Regions from separate parts of the Homo sapiens genome. Here all the other regions are linked to region 3. A link is a loop called in an ENCODE intact Hi-C map of the cell type or tissue named here. Cell type or tissue: sigmoid colon. All regions are shown on one strand. Region 1 overlaps ARSJ (arylsulfatase family member J). Region 2 has its middle 220 kb from the start of UGT8. Region 3 overlaps CAMK2D (calcium/calmodulin dependent protein kinase II delta). Region 4 has its middle 92 kb from the start of ARSJ.

Evidence for each region. Hi-C counts contacts between places; a loop is a spot of excess contacts. Peaks named below come from ENCODE experiments on the same cell type or tissue, not always from the same donor. Only the 100,000 strongest peaks of a DNase experiment are listed, where the experiment ranks them.
Region 1: a loop joins it to region 3, with 2.1 times the contacts of the local background. A loop is called at or near these places in 2 of 110 quality-filtered maps.
Region 2: it touches region 3 in a loop (4-fold over the local background); 13 of 110 quality-filtered maps call a loop at or near these places.
Region 4: a loop joins it to region 3, with 9 times the contacts of the local background. A loop is called at or near these places in 14 of 110 quality-filtered maps.

Annotation. Positions count from the first base shown.
Region 1 is chr4:113,950,746-113,955,745 of GRCh38, forward strand. The region is part of intron 1 of ARSJ (arylsulfatase family member J); the gene reads right to left. Among named protein-coding and RNA genes, the nearest start is that of ARSJ, 26 kb to the right of the region's middle. In sigmoid colon, a CTCF peak has its summit at 1,884 (motif pointing right); no DNase peak of the experiment used is centred here.
Region 2 is chr4:114,376,581-114,381,580 of GRCh38, forward strand. No RefSeq gene overlaps it. Among named protein-coding and RNA genes, the nearest start is that of UGT8, 220 kb to the right of the region's middle. In sigmoid colon, a CTCF peak has its summit at 1,900; no DNase peak of the experiment used is centred here.
Region 3 is chr4:113,544,621-113,549,620 of GRCh38, forward strand. CAMK2D (calcium/calmodulin dependent protein kinase II delta) reads right to left here. Exons shown (of 21, transcript NM_001321571.2): 6 at 3,024-3,096. Among named protein-coding and RNA genes, the nearest start is that of CAMK2D, 210 kb to the right of the region's middle. RefSeq lists silencers at 3,023-3,192, 3,203-3,292. In sigmoid colon, a CTCF peak has its summit at 3,080 (motif pointing right); a DNase peak (open chromatin) is centred at 3,081; H3K27ac peaks cover 997 bases.
Region 4 is chr4:114,069,121-114,074,120 of GRCh38, forward strand. No RefSeq gene overlaps it. Among named protein-coding and RNA genes, the nearest start is that of ARSJ, 92 kb to the left of the region's middle. In sigmoid colon, a CTCF peak has its summit at 2,053 (motif pointing left); no DNase peak of the experiment used is centred here.

The DNA of each region.
Region 1 (5,000 bases), 410 kb after region 3:
TTTTATAGCTATTAAGTCTTGCACATTAAGAGCGTATGCTTTCCTGATTATACCGTGACTAGGCATAAGAATGGGAATTATTTTCTCTGGAGTTTGTTATGAGGCAGCACCCTATTCTTAAAGAAATTTGCATACAGTTGAAGCACTGGTATACTGACGTGGTGTCCTGTTGTTCTGTTTATGGCACCAAACACTGCCAACACTGCCCAAGACTAAGAATTGGGAGAAAGGATTGGGAATAAAGGGAAATAAATGGAAGTTTTAAAAATGCTTGAAGAAACAAATAGAAACCAGAATCATAAAAGATAAAGATTTATGAGAAGGCATTAGAAACCCAGGGCAGTACAGCTATAAAGGCCCATACTTGTTACTTAGTAGTACAGCTGTCAAAAATGCTTCCAATATGGGGAAGTTCAATATCTCACCAGACAGCTCATTTTATTTCTGAAGAGTTTACTAATATAAGGTTCTCATTTGGATTAATCCAGGCTCTTCTTGTCTGGAATCTTAACAAATCTGGAATCTCTTCTATGTTAATGTTCTTCAAATATGTGAAGACAGTTACCACGTTTCTGAGTTGTTTCAGTTATTTCAGCCAATCCTCATGCTCTCTGGTTGCCAGATCTCCTTGGCACACACTTCAGTGTGTCAGTGTCCCTCTTACAATCTGGCACTTTGAATTGAACATAATCCTTCAGATGTGGTCTGGACAGTGTAAAGTTCAATGGGACTACTCCCTTTCTTGATCTGAAGTCGACACTTTATTAAGACTCACACGAGCTTATTTGGCAGCACGTCATACTGTTGGCACACGGTGAACTTGCAGGCAGCTAAAACCCCAAGTTATTTCTTTTTTCTATATTCACTGTTCTTAAGCCAGTTGTCCTCTCTCGTAGAAGAGGAGTTTATTTTATGAATCTACAGAGAGAATGTTTTGTTTCTTGACGCCTTCTCTCATTCTTCCTGCTCTTTAAAGATCTAGAAGATACTTAATTTTGTCCTTCAATATGTTAGCTATCCCTCCTGTTAATTCTGGTAAATATGTGTCTTCATCTGAATCATGCGTTTAAGAGTTTGAGGGGACAGAACTAACTCAGAACAAAGCCTTATAAATTGTTATTGAATAACTGCCCTTAGGTTAACTTTGATTTGTTACTCAATTCCCTTTTTAATGTCACGTTCAACTTTTTACTTATCATTCAGTTTATTTTTTTTCTGATTAAAAGGATTGTCTTTTCTACAAGGCTTGTTGAAACTGAGACATAGCATATGTATAACCTCCCCGGATTTTGCATGCTGGAAGAAATTTACTTTTCTTTTTCATTTTTTAAGAGACAGGGTCTCACTATATTGCCCAAGCTGGAGTGCAGTGACCATTCACAGGTGCATTCATAGTGTACCGCAGCCTTAAACTCCTGGCCTCAAGCAATCCTCTCATCTCAGCCTCTCAAGTAGCTGGCACCACTGCAAGAAATTTAAGTGATATATTTTGGGCTTGAATTATTTTCAAACAATTTAAGACCACTTCTAATAATCACCAATTCCTGTAGTAACTTACTGAATAAAAACCAACTTCCCAGCCAACTTGATTTTTTAAAATCAGGGAACCACAGTCAACCTATTAATTAGTTTTATTTCTAAAATCCAGACTTCTCTCTTTTTTGACATTGAGATACTAGTCTTCCATATCCTTGCTTTTTATGAGTCTTCAATGAATGCTTTAAAATATTTTCATACGCATATCAATATTTAAAATATGGCATGTAATGTAATGCACTCTGGGTTCTCAATTTAGCGAACTGTTCCTACAGTCTGTTAACCCATGAAACCAAGCGCTTTAATACAAGGTTAAACGCTTGGGTGAGGTAATGCTGAAAGCAGTCACTAGAGGGAAATAGAGGGCTGAGAACTAGGTACAGGAATGGTCGACCCCTGGTTAGAAGGACCAAGAGAACGATAGGCTGGAGAAGGCTAAACCTCTGTAGAAGAGGCTACTCTCAGGTTTACCCCGAAATTCCACTTTAGATATGGTTCACATAAGAACAGAGATAGAGCTGGGACGCAATCAAGACAGATCAGCCAGTCAGCACTCAGTTGGAAGACACATCAATGACAAGGTTTTTAGGAAGTTTGATATCAATGCCAGAAAATGACCTTGAAGCAGGAGTCTTAGTGTCATGGTTGAAATCTGCAGTCCAAGCTAAGATCAAAATTATATCAATTCAGCAATAATCGTTACAATTTATTGACTGTCTACTATATATCTAGCAATGAACCAATATTATCTCCCATTCTTGGAACAAGCTTTGGAAAGTAATATTTTCCCCATTTCACAAAAAGGAAACTGAAGAACAGGATTTAAGAAATTTAAGTGGCAAAACTGGGATCTCAACAGAGATTAGTTGAGCTGCAAGGCATGTACTCACTATGCTGAAAGACTGGACAATACCGTATTCTGATTCAATAATTAGAACTCTGGGAAGAGAGCTGTGGAAAAGCTTGGAGCAATCTTCTCCTCAACTCTAAGGCCTTCTGTCTTAGAATTTGCGGTGAGTGGACACATCTTCTCACTTATCATAGGCTTCTATTTTCTGTAATCAAATTTCATCAGTCCTTCACAGATTTGAAGTTCATTCTGCTTTTTTAGGACCATGCAAACAAAATATATCCTATTAATACATTTCATTTTCTTTAAAGTCAAGGCAAATGAATACTTTGTAAACATAATGTATGGCTTTTTAAAAGTTATATGTAATGGATACAAACTTAGTACAGTGAAAATTCTCAGTGACAATTTGAATTTCCAATAGGATTTGAATTTCCAATAGGATTTGAATTTCCAATAGGATCTGCACCTCTTGGCCGAAATACTGGCCACATAAACATGGCACCAGATCTATCTGGTAAAAATGCATATTAAGTAGTTAAGGCAGCAAATGTTTATAGGGGGTAAAAGAATTTTCAGTTTTAGCATCTGTAAAGCCAATATTAGGTGAACAGGTAAATGAATTCAGGGATAAAATGATCAGTAGCAGCATAATAAAAGGATTTTAAAAGCACTGAACCTTAAATAACTCAATGGAAGTAAAGAGAAAGTTCAAAAAATGATTCACAAGATAGCTCAAGCGATAAGGTCCCTGATTTCAAGGATGTATACATATGTTTGAATAAAATTGTTTCAAGAAATCTGAGGTTCAAAAGGCAATATTTCTAAATATACTGGAAGCATTCTAAAACAAGCTAGAGTACTATAGTAATAAGCATGGTTCTTTATAGTTTTCCTGTTCTGGGTTTCTAATGCTTTTCTCAAGACAGAGGTAATTAAAATAATATATTACCATCAAAATCTATGTTAGGTCTTCTGATGGGATTTCCTGTGGTTTCCTCAAGTCACCGACATCTCAGTACATATTTGAATATATCCATTACATATCTCAATGTGTTTAAACCTATTAAGAATGATCTCCCTCCTGTTTGTCTTCTTCCTCCACAACATATATGAATACAAGATTCCTTGCAATTAATACAAATTTCTTCCTTAAACTTAATAATGTTTTCTTAGCAGATTTCTCTGATCCAAAAAAAGTAATTTGCAAGGAATATGAAATAGAAAACAACTTCAGGTTTATAGACTGGAGACCCATAATTCATATTATTTGTTATGTTTTCATCTTTTCTGAAAATACAGATTTTAAATACTTGTAAAAAATAAATGGGATGTTTGTTTTAAATTCTGCCTCAATCCAAATACCTGGAAAGCCCTGTATTTCGAAAACTTGAAATTTCATTCTAATTTTATTTAAGGTTAAACATAGAAGTGTGCTTTAAAAGTTCACATCTATCTCCCTTAACTTGGGCTGTACAAATTGTCCCAAAGATTTACATAGTTATTATGGCATTTTTTTGATGCACAAGGAACCAATAGGTGATAATTTATCTCATAGCAGCAGGATAGATGAGCCCAGCTCACACTGGGCACTTACTGAGCAATGTCCTACTTGCTGAAAATGGAATCTTATAAAAGTTGGGCTGTTTCTAAAATGTCCATGGGCATTCTAAACCTGTAGTCTGAGCCAGATGTCTGGAAGCTCTTAGAGATGATTTTTATTTTTTCTAATACAGTCATATCTTTCCCTTTGCTGTTTTCTTTGCACTTATCTGTCTTGTCTTATTTTGGTTTGGTTCCTTCTGTCCCTGCTGTAAACAGAAGTATGTCCTTTCTTCTCCCTCTCAATTTATTGACTTTTCTTTTTCTTTTCTTTTTTTTTTTTTTGAGCATATGTGAGCATACAGCATCTGTTTCCAAGCCTATACCAGATGGATGAAAATAATTATTGGAGAAATCTGAGAAAAGGAAGATCAAGGCACTTTTAACATCAGCAGAAGATAATGAAAGGGTAGAACAAAAATTGAAAACCAGAGACACTGTCAGGAGTAAACTAAAGCCACTTCTCAGAGTTTCCATAGATCCAATGGCACTGCCATAAATCTAGATTGAGAAAGTCCATTAGCAGTTATTGCAGATACAGTTACCTTCTCCTCACCCCAAATTCTAAATAAAATATATCAAAATAAATGAACAGATTGGTTATTATTTAAATATTAACCCAATTTGCCAGCTTCTTTTAGGTCGTAAATTTGCATGGACTCATGGTAATCCAAATGACTGTATAACCAATCAGGATATTTAGGAAAAAAAAAAAAAGAATCAGTGGCAATACTCAAGCCCAGGTTCCATGCCATCTGCAGGAGCTGTGCCACCGTTTTTATTATAAAAGAAACTACTATTAGGATGCAGTCGGACTGGTTTTTCCAAGCACTAAATCCATATGGGTAGAACTCAATAAATACCATGCACATAATAATTACTAACATCTGTAGAGTGCTTTCCGGTCTACATGTTGCTTTGTTTAACCTTCATAACTGTTATAATCCTCTTTTATAGCTCAGGAAACTGAGGCTTAGGGAGGTAAAGTGATCTAGTTAAGAGCACACAGCAA
Region 2 (5,000 bases), 830 kb after region 3:
GCTGGGGGATGACTTTTCTGGGATTTTAATTAGCTGCTCAAGAGAAAATATCAGAGATGAGAGTGGGAGCCAAACAAACTTACAAACATACTCAACTTTTAGAAAAGTTTTTGGATTAAAATTATATCCTAAAAGAGTGCTTCAAAAAATTCATTCTTTAAAATAAAATACTGGACTAAACTTATCTGAAGTGTTGAGAGTTAAATTTTTGCAGGTAGGTCCCAAGGGAATCTTGATTATTTTATGCCTGATTACGTTTTACTGGAGAGGTCGTGGGTCTAAGGTTTGAATGTGTCCTACAAAGTTCATGTGTTGGAAACTTAATCCCCAATGCAACAATGTTGAGTGAGACGTGGGACCTTTAAGAGGTGATTAAGTAATGAGAACTCTGCCTTCATGAATAGATTAACGCAATTATTAAGGGAATGAGTTTGTTATGTTGGGAGTGGGTTCCTGATTTTTTAAAAAATGAGTTCAGCACCATTCCTCTCTCTCTCTCTCTCACACACACACACATACACATACACACACACACGCCTTCTTGCTCTTCTGCATTCTACCATGAGATGATGCCACGTCACGAGATGATGAAGGCCCTAGCCAGATGAAGGCCCCTTGACCTTGGACTTTCCAGCCTTTAGAACTATAAGCGATAAATTTCATTTTTTTTTTTTTTGAGATGGAGTCTCGCTCTGTCGCCCAGGCTGGAGTGCAGTGGCGCAATCTCGGCTCACTGCAACTTCCGCCTCCTGAGTTCAGGCAATTATCTGCCTCAGCCTCCCGAGTAGCTGGGATTACAGGCATCCAACACCATGTCCGGCTAATTTTTTGTATTTTTAGTAAAGACAAGGTTTCACCATCTCAGCCAGGCTGGTCTTGAACTCCTGACCTCGTGATCCACCCGCCTCGGCCTCCCAAAGTGCTGGGATTACTGGCGTGAGCCACCACACATGGCCTCTATTCTTTATAAATTACCCAGCTTCAAGTGTTCTGTTATATAGCAACATAAAATGGATTAAGACACCAGTGTAACTTTGACAGCCTTATTAGGCATTATTCCAGAAGAAATAACCCACATGGGTTCTTATTAATCTACTCATTGGTCAATGGGAAAGTATTTTCTATTTGTATGTCTTCACTTATTAGTGAAAGGCAACCTACACATTCAGAACTTTAACACTTTTTTGGGAGAAAGTATCCCCTAAAGAGATTATCTAGTTTTTTAAATCCTTTTTTTAAAATCATTTTCAAAGAAATGTCTCTTTGTGGTTTTAATGGAGGTTCAGTTTAAAATGTGGTAGTCAAAAGAAACCAATTTAGCTGCTTTCTTTGACCAGTGACAACAGTCTAATCATCGCTTGCTTAATTGGCTCTGCAATTTCCTAATTAGCATAGGATTGGCCAGAGCCTGATGTGATAGCTTACCCTTTGGCTCTTAAATTCTAGCTTTTTCTTTATTAATCAAAAGGAAAATCATCATGCATGTTAAAATCATTAAAGAAGAACTCCTTTTATCAAACCTTTAGGCTTCTGAAGTTAGGAGACATCTCTTCTTGTAAATTACGTTCTAGACTTGTTAATTTTTAAGTGAGTGAACTAATCTTTGGTGGAAAATAGGTGAGGGATTAATTAATAGAAGGTGGTAAATGTTAAAGGAATATGGTTCAGAATGAAGTTAGGTACCATGCATTCCTGCTGAGTTAACCTAAAACATAAAGTCATCTTTTATTTTCCCAAGGAAAAGATCCAGAAAGAAGTTTTTTTCACTAACTTTACCATATTAACATCTAATTTTGTATATATAATTGTAAATACTATTTAAAAGGTAAACTGAAACACAATACTATTTTAAAAAATTTATTGCAGCTAACAATGATTCATTAACCGGGCGGCTCCAAACCAGAAGTGATCTGAGAGCTCCACCAAGTGAAATGCAACAGGGAAGCTTTTACAATCCTATCATTGAGGTAAAAGAAAATAAGACATTTGACTGATTACAGTTGTACAGTTGCTTTATTTGGTTTCTTTTCTTAGAAAGTTGCTAATTATAATATGTTAATTGGCTGCTTCTGATTGATTGAGATTGAGTTCTGTTTTTCGTTAATACAGGCATTTACAAGAAACACCTCAGGTTGTTTCACTTATGTTTGCAAATCGAGCAAGGTTGAGGTAACTTATGAGCTCTAATTGGGTTTGTCAGCTCAGGGATTTTTTTCAGGCATGGTCTCCATCTTAATTAACTTCAACAATATCAACTTTTAATATTTACTTCATCAAATAAATTAACATATTTATAATCACAAATTATTATGTAATTACTTTACTACTATAAAAATATACTTTTTCACATTCCTTGAACTATTTTATTTAAGCTTTTGATATGTATTTCCTAAAGTAGTCTTCATCATTAACAGAGCTGCCTGTTGAATCTAATGGCTTTGTCCAGAGCACATTATTTTCTTACTGGTCCACACTTTTTTGAGATAAAGCACTTTCTGGGTCTGTATACAATGTTTTCACTGGAAAATTTATCCTGAGTGTATACATTCACAAAACATTAGCCCATTTGTTTTTATATTTTCCTATGAATATACATCCACTATCTCCTCAACACGACCATTTGCTGCATTGCTTTTTAAATAAATTTTAAACTTGTTTATAACCCAGCACTTGCAATTGTGAAGTCATGTTCATGATAGGAATAAATAAATCTGTATTATAGTTTTAGGGTTTTTTTTCTTTCTCATCAATTCAGTCGATCTCAGTCAATCACTCACTTGATACTAGTATTGACAGATTTTTAGGCTAATGTGTCTTCACTGAACAACAACAATTTGGTTTGGTTAGTCAAAATTAAATAAACTGAGAGAGGATCAGCAATAAGTAAGATTTTGTAAGGATTTGGATATAAAGTAACTATCCCCCTCTTATCTGAGAACAACAACAAACAAATAAACAAAAAACAACTTTGCCTTATTCAAACATGCCGAGCAATCTTAGACTTCAGTTCACAGAAATTTTAGCATTGTTTTGAAGTAGTTTGTACTAATTTTAATCACTTCTGAATTCTATATTCAATTTTTCTTATATCAAAAACTGATTATGATTAACAAGAACTATTATAACATGGAACCCAGGAAATTATCTGAAGATGTTCATATATTATATAAAAAGTGATATATAGATATAGATTTATCTATCTCTCTAGAAAGATAGATGGATAGATAGATAGATAGATAGATAGATAGATAGATAGATAGATCGATAGATAGATAGATACATGGATACCTGGAGATATATATATATACCCACACACACACTCTGTTTTACTACAACAAGGTCCCTGTACAATAGACCCCTCTTCTTTTGCAATAAGGTATTTTTTGGTCAGGAGAAATAAATTTACAGTTATGGTATCTGAAAGCAAAATTAATTCAAAAAGGAGCATTTAATCTTAGGAATTTTCCATTGCCACTGATTCCTAATCCAGAAACTTCTAAATTTGACCATACTTTAAACTATTGTGTTTCCCTGTATATTAACTGGCTTTTGCCATGACAACAAACAAACCCAAAATTTCCGTGGTTCTGTCAATACACACTTTTTATTGTGTGTATTGGGTTAAATCCAGTGGGGGCTACACACCCCACTGGATTTAACCCAGCTCCATGAGTTCTCTCACTCCTGGAATTTTTCTGAGGGAGTCATCATCTGAGACATGATATTCTCCTGGCAGAGAACAACTGTTCAGATGGGACAGAGTCAACCCAGACAAGTCAATTAAAGCTTCTGTTTGAACGGGTGTACGTTACTCCACTCACACTCCATTGGACAAATCAAATGACATGGCTAAGCCCAACACCAGCATCAGTGGGGCAGAGGGTTTATTTCCTGCTTATGAGAAAGCATGGCAAAGGTAAGGAGAAAACATGTAATTGTGAGTGAATAATTTAGCCTATTCTACTCTGTTAATTGATAACTTAATTGATCACTTTTCTGGTTGTCTTGTAATTTTTTGAATTTGTTTAAATATCATTAGAACTAAAATTAATGTCAGTACGTGTGAAGGACACATATTTCTTCTGACTACCTACAATGACCCTGAACTTGGTTGAAGATCACATTTAAAAGTTGAAAGCAGATATTGAATATGTTTTCTGATGTACTTGCAATTTCTTATAATACCATTTATAATGCTTTCTTTTATTCTTTTTAACTTCTCAGAATAATTTTTATGAGTAAAGCTTAGTTTGGAGTTTTTTCTTCCTGTACTATTTCTGTCAGTGCAGCATCCAAGTCTCATTCTTCAGCTCTCCTAGAGATTCTAGGAGATATTTAATTTCCTTTATTATTTCTGCGAAACTAGCTAGACTAAACTCTTTTCTATATATATTCTATGGAATGGATATGTAGCTTCAAGGAAATTAATGTATAAGAAGGTACCTAGCATATGGTATGCACTAAAAAAGTGACATCTTTTTTCAAATTCTGTGATTTCACTCTGAAAATGTTGATATATTAGATTCCTTTAAGAAATACGTTATTTTTTTGGTATGATCCCCTCAATTTCTTAAGAATTCTTTACCCTATTTTTTCTCATTGTTTCTGCAAGATGGGGGGAGGTAGGGAGAAGGAAAGCAATTTTTCTACCACTCTCTGAAGATGTCTCTAAGCCAATTGTTATCTCAGATAATCTAAGCTAACTCCAACTTAAAACATGGTACTTCATTTTTCCTTTAAGTATACTTTTATATATAGCATACATGTTTTTATGTTTTGGTTCATAAACATGAATCCTTTAATATATTATAATATCCTTAAATATAACTACTTCATTTGAATATGAGGGGACTCTAACTCTGAAATCTGTCACCCTGTTATTGTCTGGATTGAGATGGTATTTGGTCTGCCTGGTTGACATTGTGTGTGTCTTCCCTGAAGCTGCATGTTGAAAAAGGTCATGAACCCAAACACTGAAGAGCTGTGCAGCCATGGTACAG
Region 3 (5,000 bases):
AGGGTACATGGTAACTGCTTGATAAATGGCATCTTTTACCATTTTGCTTATTAAGACCCTGACTTGATCCAAACGCTCCCAAAGACTGCAGTCCTATCCCTGAACTGTACTGTACTGTTTATCACCACCACTAGATCCTCCTAATATTATCTAGATCTACATTAATTGGCCTGCCACTGGACACACCTCAGACAAAAGGCTGTGGTCCATGTATCCACTAGGTTCTGCCTGGTGCCGATGGATGTACCTTCTTGATGCTGATATCCCACCACCCTGACTCTTCTCCTATTGCTTGTTTCAGGGACATCCTGAAATTGCCTGTTGTACCTCAGTCTTGATTATAGGTCCTCATAATTTCCCACTGTCTAATGAGCCCCAGTGAGCAGCAGTTATTCAACTAAATAGTGATCTTTATTCTGAAGATATACTTATCTTCTTTATGTTATTCAAATATTAATGAACACTTAATAAGCTATTTTACTGAATGCTGCCTTTTATATTATAGATGTACTTTTGGTTGACCTTCATTCATTTCTAAATTGAAGGAATATGCTGCAGGTATTGGCCAGGTATAAGCCCCTACGTTAGGTACTGTGGAGTATCGCATTACGTTAAACAGCTATGGTTCCAGAGGGCTTATATACAAATTGTACAGCACTTATATCCTTATAGGTGCTGTTGATCATGATAAACATGACATTTCCTGTGTTTCTTTTTCTCACTGATGTGGACAAATTAAACTATGTGCATCAAACATTTCTATCGCACATCAATTAACATATTAATTAGTATATGGACACAAAAATAAATAGCATAGGAATAGTAAAGGCAAGTTTTTGTTTAAGGCCTGGTAATAAAAAATTTCAGCACTTGATCTTTTTAACTTTACTATATTGGTAAACATGCTATCACAAGCAATATATTTATCAGAGTATACATCATGGGTATAAAAGGCACAAAACAAAGGCAGGGATTTGGCACGTTCAAGAGGTTCATCAACTGCCTCTAATGCACGTGTTTTGAACTCTCTCAGTGTGTTTATGAAATGGCCTACTGAAGCAAGCACTGAGAACCAGACTCAACTGAAATCCATCCAAGTCAGCAATTTGACACAAACTAAGACAACAACTAAAAAAATTATAACAAGCTCTCTCAAAAGCTCATTTCTGTCCTTTCCCAGAATCAGAATAAGAATGGAGAGCAAAAGTACTTTCCCTGCCTTAAAGAAATCTGGTGGGGAATGCAGCAAGTTATTTCTTTTGCTAGTAAGCCTCCCTAAAAATCATCTGCTTAAGTTTTTAATTAGTGACGTTAGCTCATACGTCAGAGAATATATTTTTCTTCACAGCCCATGTCCTATTAAAGTTCCAGTCTTTGAAGTGCTCACCTGATTCCAGATGTTTAGAGAAGTCCTGTATTACGATTCCACAAAAAATATCTTTAAAGTTATGGAAGAGGATTCACATTTTTTAATACTTGGCTTTTAAAGTCCACTTATGGTTATATAACATGGAGTAAAATGTTTCAAATAATAAATTTATAGAAGTGTCTGAAAAAAAATTGCACAAATGATGTGCATGTTCATATATGTTCACTTAAAAGGAAAGTAGTGCTGTGGGTTCTGAGAGGTAACAAAAGGGGCTCTGTCTGTAAATGGCCAGTAAAGAATTTTTGAGGTGACTGTAAAATACATGAATTTTCAAAGAAACACACTGCTTTTGCTTTATACTAATGGGTACATTTGGTAAGTGTTAGCAGATATACAGTCCGATCTTGGCTCTTCAGAAGAAAATGCCCTTAACCATACCTTTGCTTTTGATATTTAAAACTCTCAGAATTAAATGAAATCAAAAGATTGCAGAAAACTAAGGCAATGTTTTGCTTATAAATCACATCTTCATGTAATTGGTTTAGAGATATAGTCTTCTAGAACATTAAGTGACTGGAAATATGGATTTATAATTTTTTTTATAACCAGAAAAGTCTGCACGTGAGAAATAAGTCTAGGTCCTCTCACTAAACACACATAGTTTTAGACATTCTAAATTATCCTTTGTCACCTTTGTCCTAATGCCTAGAAAATGCTGAGTTTGAAAGAATCAAAACTATATACAGTGCTCACATTTACTATTTTACTCATCCAGTAGTTTTTCTTTTCGATTTCTAGGCTTCACTATTTTTCTGAAATTCCACAGGTAAAACTAGAGTGCTGGGAAATGGAGACGGAAAATTAATGAAAAAGTACTCCCCTTGTGAGCTATTTCATTTCTAAATGATCTAAAAATTCTCTGTCCTCAAGGGTATCAGAAGCTGAGTGAAGTCTTAAGGGTATCAGTAGGCATTCAAATGAGAATATGTATATAGGGATATCCATATATATTTGCTACATAAATATTATTTGATGATTAAATTTGTTTTGCTTTCTTTACATCTGTAGTTTTAGAAGACACTATTATCTTGGTCTTTAGGAATATAAATAAATAAAAAACTAAGAGGCCTCAGTGTCCTCAGAATTCCTAGGACTAATGTTAAGGGAAAGAGAATGTCAGAATTCAAAATGAGGTTCTTTAGCACATAATCGTTTAGGCTAAAACTTCACCTAATAACTTTATCTCTACACACTTTATAATTTTACTAAGTATTTACATAATATTGGGTATATATCACATGAATATAAAATGTTTGATCAATGTACACAGAACAAATTTAGAGTGAAGATCATCAAACCCTACTGAAAGTCACATTAATGCTATATCCATCCTTACAAGGAAAGAAATATAGCATCCTATTTATTGTTAATGTTGGGAAGTTATTTCTATCTGGATAAATCAAGATTTATATGTCTCAAGTGTGTGTTAGAGATGAAATAAGAGAGACTGTGGTGAGGGAAAGTTCCTGAGTAACGTGCTGGAATAAGTCCACACAACTTTATTGCTCATATTTTTGCCTTTACAGGCATAATTGCAGCTGAACAGTCATTAGGAACTGTGTGGTGGTTTATCTTCTTCAACCGCATTACTCACCTTCAGGTCCCGATGGACCACGCCCATCTGATGGCAGTGTAGCACAGCCTCCAGGATCTGCTGAATGCAATGACTGCATGCAAACACCAGGGGGCGTGTGTTAGTTCCAAGCTTACACTCACTGTCTGTATACCCTCAGAGAGACTGGGTTAAAGTGCAGAGCTAGCAGACAACTGGGGTTGTATTGTACCACCTTCAGTCATGTAAACATATTGCTCAAGTAGAGTGACTACTACCTCAGAACAATCAGATCTTACCAGATGTGAGCCAGAATGTGGGTCCATTTGTTCTAGAAAAATCCATTTTGAAAACACTTTATGTCATTCAAGAGATCATTTCCTGGTTATAAATTCTTCCAGGAAATAAAGTGGAACACAAATATAATCTTTATAGCTGTGGTGTTCCGCCTCCACCCCGTCACATAAATTGTTTCCCTTTTCTCTCCCATTTTTCCAGTATTGTTCTAAAAGCTGTCACATTAACAGTCAGGGCACCACTAAGGTTAAATTAAGATACCTAATGAATTTTTGATAAATCATTAACTTCTTGTGCTTTAATTTAGCTGGCAATTAATATCTCTTGCCTAAGGGTTCATCAGACTCAAATGGAGCAATGCGTAACCAGTTGTTCTGCTACAGCAACCCATGGTCTCAGAACAGAAGTGGTGTTTAAAATCTACAGGCGGACATACATCACAGGCCAAGTTTATCTCCAGGCAAATGCTGGGCAATTCAAGAAAGCCTGCTCCTCAATCCCTTTTGGTAGGTAGTTTACTGCTTGGAAACTTAGCAGGTTGTATTCTTTAGTATTCTTCCCTTTTTGCTATGATGTATATTTAGCCTGTAGATGAGCAAACTGGAAGAGGCATCATGCATTATCATTTCATCATTTACTCATTTTAGAAACAAGTTGGGAAAGGCAAGGGAACCATTTTAAATACCCACCCTCTGCCCTTTCCCCAGAAAAAAAAATAAAACTGCTTTGATTCAGATTTATGGACTCCATATACTGACCTTCAGGTCCCTGTGAACTATGCCATTTAGGTGACAATGATTAACACTTTCTAGAATCTGCTGTATACAATGACTGCAAAGATACAAGGGCAGAATGGAAGGGAGAACATTTTAAAGGCACATAATCACATTGAATATGAAATAAAATGAAAGTCCCAATGAAACAAACAAACAAACAAAAATTATATTTCTTCACTTTTTTTAGCTTTACGTTGGAATCAAATAAAGCTGAATAAAGCTAATTTTGGTTCTAACAAAAATGACATCCAACATAGACTTTGTGACATGTTCAGACAAAACAATTTGAGTTGTGTTGTTTTCATTGTAAGTGTACAAATTAAATAATATGTATAAGAAGGTAAAATCTCCATATTTAGAAAGAAAAATTTATAAAGAATTCCCATAATGTTCTGGGAAAATTCTTCAGAGATATAAAATTTCCAGGTATTTCTTATACACATCTAAACTGTTTAAAATCTGAGGTCACAATTAAACAGGTGTTGAAACAAGAGGGTAAACACAGATGAAGTGGCAGGTGAAACAAGGGTCAAAAAAAATGGAGGGACACATTTACCATTTCGCCTTAGAAGCGTTGCTTTTTGTAAAGTATATAACAGGAAAACAAATGCAAGTCTCCAACAATAAAGGGAGAATTTAAAGTAAACTCATGAATAAAATAAACCCCTCTTTAGTGTAAGAATACTTTGGGGAAGAGCTAGGGAGCTTTCAAAGAATAAATAAATACAAATTTACAATCCCCTGGAGCATTGGTAATTATTAAACCCACTTCCATACACTTCAGTGAAGAAAAACTTTTGCTTCATACTATATCAAAATGCACATTTTATGCTATTCTTATTAAGGGTTCACTGATATCAAATGGGACTGCTAATTAGAGAGGAGAAATCCTTGTTTGGCACCTATAAGGTCCTGTGAACTGTCATCTGACATATAATAATGCAGA
Region 4 (5,000 bases), 520 kb after region 3:
CTGACAAAGGGCTAATATCCAGAATCTACAAAGAACTCAAACAAATTCACAAAAAAAAAAAACAAAAAACCCCATCAAAAAGTGGGAGAAGGATATGAACAGACACTTCTCAAAAGAAGACATTTATGTAGCCAACAGACACATGAAAAAATGCTCATCATCACTGGCCATCAGAGAAATGCAAATCAAAACCACAATGAGATACCATCTCACACCAGTTAGAATGGCAATCCTTAAAAAGTCAGGAAACAACAGGTGCTGGAGAGGATGTGGAGAAATAGGAACACTTTTACACTGTTGGTGGGACTGTAAACTAGTTCAACCATTGTGGAAGTCAGTATGGCGATTCCTCAGGGATCTAGAAATAGAAATACCATTTGACCCAGCCATCCCATTACTGGGTATATACCTAAAGGAATATAAATCATGCTGCTATAAAGATACATGCACACATATGTTTATTGTGGCACTATTCACAATAGGAAAGACTTGGAACCAAGCCAAATGTCCAACAATGATAGACTGGATTAAGAAAATGTGGCACATATACACCATGGAATACTATGCAGCCATAACAAAGGATGTGTTCCTGTCCTTTGTGGGGACATGGATGAAGCTGGAAACCATCATTCTCAGCAAACTGTCGCAAGGACAAAAAACCAACCACCACATGTTCTCACTCATAGGTGGGAATTGAACAATGAGAACACTTGGACACAGGAAGGGGAACATCACCCACCAGGGCCTGTTGTGGGGTGGGGGGTGGTGGGAGGGATAGCGTTAGGAGATATACCTGATGTAAATGACGAATTAATTGGTGCAGCACACCAACATGGCACATGTATACATATGCAACAAGCCTGCACGTTGTGAATACGTACCCTAGAACTTAAAGTATAATAAAAATATATATATAAAAGAAAACACAGGGAGATTTGGACATAGAGAGACACACAGAAGCCCATGTGAAGATGAAGGCAGAAATTGGAGTTATGTTGCCATAAGTCAGGGAATTCCAGGAGCCACCAGAAACTGGAAGAGTCAAGGAAAGATTCTTCCTTAACACTTCAGAGAGAGCATGTCCCTGTCTATTTTGTACTTCTGGCCATCAGATCAAGGAAAGAATAAATTTCTGCTGATTTAAGCCACCAAGTGTATGACCATTTGTTATAGCAGTCTTAGGAAACAAACATACTGGGTAATAATAAAGAAGAAGGAAAGGAGGGTGCTATAAATGAATTTTGAAAATTTGGAATTTCAACCTGTCCTTTCCAGGGTATGATGCATCTTTCTTTCCCCTAACTGCAACCCCAGATTGGCCTGGTCATGTACCTTTCAGGTACAACTTGGCCAAAAGTGGGGGCATAGTGTATTCAAATTCAGTTCTGGCTCAGCCATCTGGAGTTTGCTCTTGGATTGACGTGGTCCTAGATCATACAAATAATGACCACTTGGTTGAATATACCTGCTGGTAGAGTTCTTCTATATAGAGACCCATGAGGGCCAAAGCAGGAAGCCTGATGTCTCTCTGTGAATTTTATAAAAATATTATCTGTGGCACCAGCTGCTGAAGGTGGTATAATCAAAGCTTAGGAATGGATGCGGAGAGGTGGTCGTCTCTACTCAGTGCACCACTGTGGACTTGGCAGCAGATCTTCCCATCAGGACTGAGAAGCATGAGCTGAAAGTGACCTCTTCTCAGGCTTCTGCAGCAGCTCCACCCCACTGAAGGTGAATGTGTACTGGGGGAGGGTTGTTGTTGTTTTTTTTTGTTGAGACAGAATCTTGCTGTGTTGCCCAGGCTGGAGTGTAGTGGGGCAATCTCGGCTCACTCCAAGCTCCGCCTCCCAGGTTCACGCCATTCTCCTGCCTCAGCCTCCCCAAGTAGCTGGGACTACAGGCGCCCACCATCACGTCCGGTTAAATTTTTGTATTTTTAGTAGAGACGGGGTTTCACCGTGTTAGCCAAAATGGTCTCGATCTCCTGACCTCATGATTGAGGGAGGGTTTTTTTTTTTTAATGCATCTCTATTGCCTCTTTTCCTGCCCCTACATGCTATTTCTTACTCCTAAATGCCATCTACTGGAAGAACCCTGAATTACATCACCATACAAAGTTACGCTGCTACCACAGGCAATGTCTGAGAAAACCATAGCACAAACCTATCTGCAACCAAGGAACATGTACAGAGCCTTGACACCATGAAAGCACCCAGAAATGAAGCCAATAAATTATACACAGCACACACCACAGTAATACCCTCAAGGGAAAAAAGAATTAAAAATCAAGAAGCTCCTTACAAGCGATAGCAAATCAAAAAAAAAAAAATCAGTTATCTCAGATGAGAAGAAACCAGTGCAAGAATTCCAGCAACACAAAAAGCCAGATTGTTTCATCATCTCCAAAGGATAGTTCTCAAGTAATTCATCCTATCTGGAATGAAATGTCTGAAATGACTGGTATAGAATTCAGGATGTGGATGGCAAAGAAACTCAATGAGATCTAAGAGAAAATTGAAATCCAACACAAAGAAGGCAGAAAAATGATCAAAAAATTGAAAGACAACATAGCTATATTAAGAAAGAACCAAACAGAACTTAGAGAATTGAAAATTTCACTACAGAAATTTCAAAATACAATTGGAAGCTTTAATAACATACTAAACCAAACAGAAGAAAGAATTTCAGACTTTGAAGACAGATCCTTCAAATCAACCCAATCAGGCAAAACCAAAGAATGAAGAATTTAAAATTATGAACAAAGCTTTAAAGGAATATGGGATTATGTAAAGTGACCAAATCTATAACTTATTGGAATTCCTGAGAGCGAAGAGGAAAGTAAGCAAATTGAAAACATGTTTGAGGATATAATTCATGAAACTTTCCCCAATCTTGCTAGAGGTTGACACGTAGATACAAGAAATCCAGAAAACTCCTGTGAGATACTGTACAAAATTACTATCCCCAAGGCACAGTCATCAGACTATCAAAGGTCAATGAGAAAGAAAAAATCTTAAAGGCAGCTAGAGAAAAAGGTAATATTACCTATAAAAAGAAACCCATCAGATTAACAGCAGATTTCTCAGTAGAACTTTATTAGTGTACCATTTTTAGCAATCTTAAAAAAGGAAATTCCAACCAGGAATTTTCTATTCCTCCAAACTAAGCTTCATAAATGAAGGAAAAATAAAATCTTTCTTAGCCAAGCAATCACTGAGGGAATTCATTACCATGAGGCCCTGTAAGAGGTTTTTAAGGGAGTTCTAAACATGGAAATGAAAGAACAATATATGTTACCACAAAAGTACACATAAGAACATAGCCTACAGACTCTATAAAACAACTACACAATAAAAACTACAAAGCAACTGGTAAAAAATACCACAAGAAAAAAAGCTCACATATCACTATTAACCTTGAACATGAATTACCTAAATGCTCCACTTAAATGACATAGATTGGCAAATTGGATAAAAAAAAACAAGATCCATCCTTCTCTTGTGTTCAAGAGACCCATTTTACATGTAATGACACCCCCAGGCTCAAAGCAAAGGGATAGAGACAGATCTATCACACAAATGGAAAACAGAAAGGAGGAGTGGCCACTTTTCTTATATTAGATAAAGTAGACTTTAAACCAACAACAGGAGAAAAGAAAACAAGAAGGCATTACATAATGATAAAATGTTCAACTCAACAAGAAGACTTAATTATCCTAAATATATATAGACTCAAATTTGGAGGGCCTAGACTTCTAAAACAATGACTTCCAGACGTAAGAAAAGATTTAGACAGTTACACAATAATAGTGGGGAACTTCAAAACCTCACTGACAGCATTAGACAGATCACTGAGGCAGAAAACTAACAAAAAATTCTGGGCTTAAATTCAAGACTTGACCAATTGGATCTAATAGAAATCTACAGACTATCCCACCCAACAACCACAGAATACATATTATTCTTATCTGCACATGGAACATACTTTAAGATTACCACCTGCTCAGTCATAAAGCAAGTCTTAATAAATTTTAAAATATTGAAATCATAACAACCATCTTGTAAGACCACAGGGAATAAAAATAGAAATCAATACCAAGAGTAGCTCTTGCAGCCACACAAATACATGGAAACTAAACAAGTTGTTTCTGAGTGACTTTTTGGTAAACAACAAAATTAAGGCAGAAATGTAAAAATTCTTTGAATCAAATGAAAATAGAGGCACAACATACCAAAACCCCTGGAATGCAGCAAAAGCAGTGTTAAGAGGAAAGCTTATAGTGCTAAAAATGCCTACATCAAAAGATAGAAAGATCTCAAATTAACAACCTAACCTCATATCTGAAGAAAGTAGGAAAACAAGAGCAAACTAACCCCAAACCTAGCAGAAGAAAAGAAATAACTAAAGTCTGAGCAGAACTAAATGAAATTCAGACCAATAGAATCATACAAAGTTTCAATAAAATAAAAAGTTGGTTGCCTTTTGAACGGATAAACAAGATTGATAGACCGCTGGCTGTATTAACAAAGAAAAAAAGACAAGAGATCCAAATAAGCACAATCAGAAATGACAAATGTGACATCACAACAAATCACACAGAAATACAAAAGATCCTCAGAGACTACTATGAACATGTCTATGCACACAAACTAGAAATTCTAGAGGAAATGGATAAATTCCTGGAAACATACCACTTCCTAAGATAGAACCAAGAAGAAAATTAAATTCTGAACAGACTAATAACTATTAATGAAATTGAATTGGTAATAAGTAACCTACTAAGCAAAATAGCCCTGGACCATATGGATTAATAGCCAAATTCTACCAGATGTACAAGGAAGAACTGGAAACAATCCTACTGAAACTAGGATAAAGGGGGAGAAACTTCTCCCAACCTCATTCTGTGAAACCAGTATCATCCTGATACCAAAATATGGCAGAGACACAACAAAAAAGAAAACTATAGGTCAATCCTCTGATGAACATAGATGCAAATATCC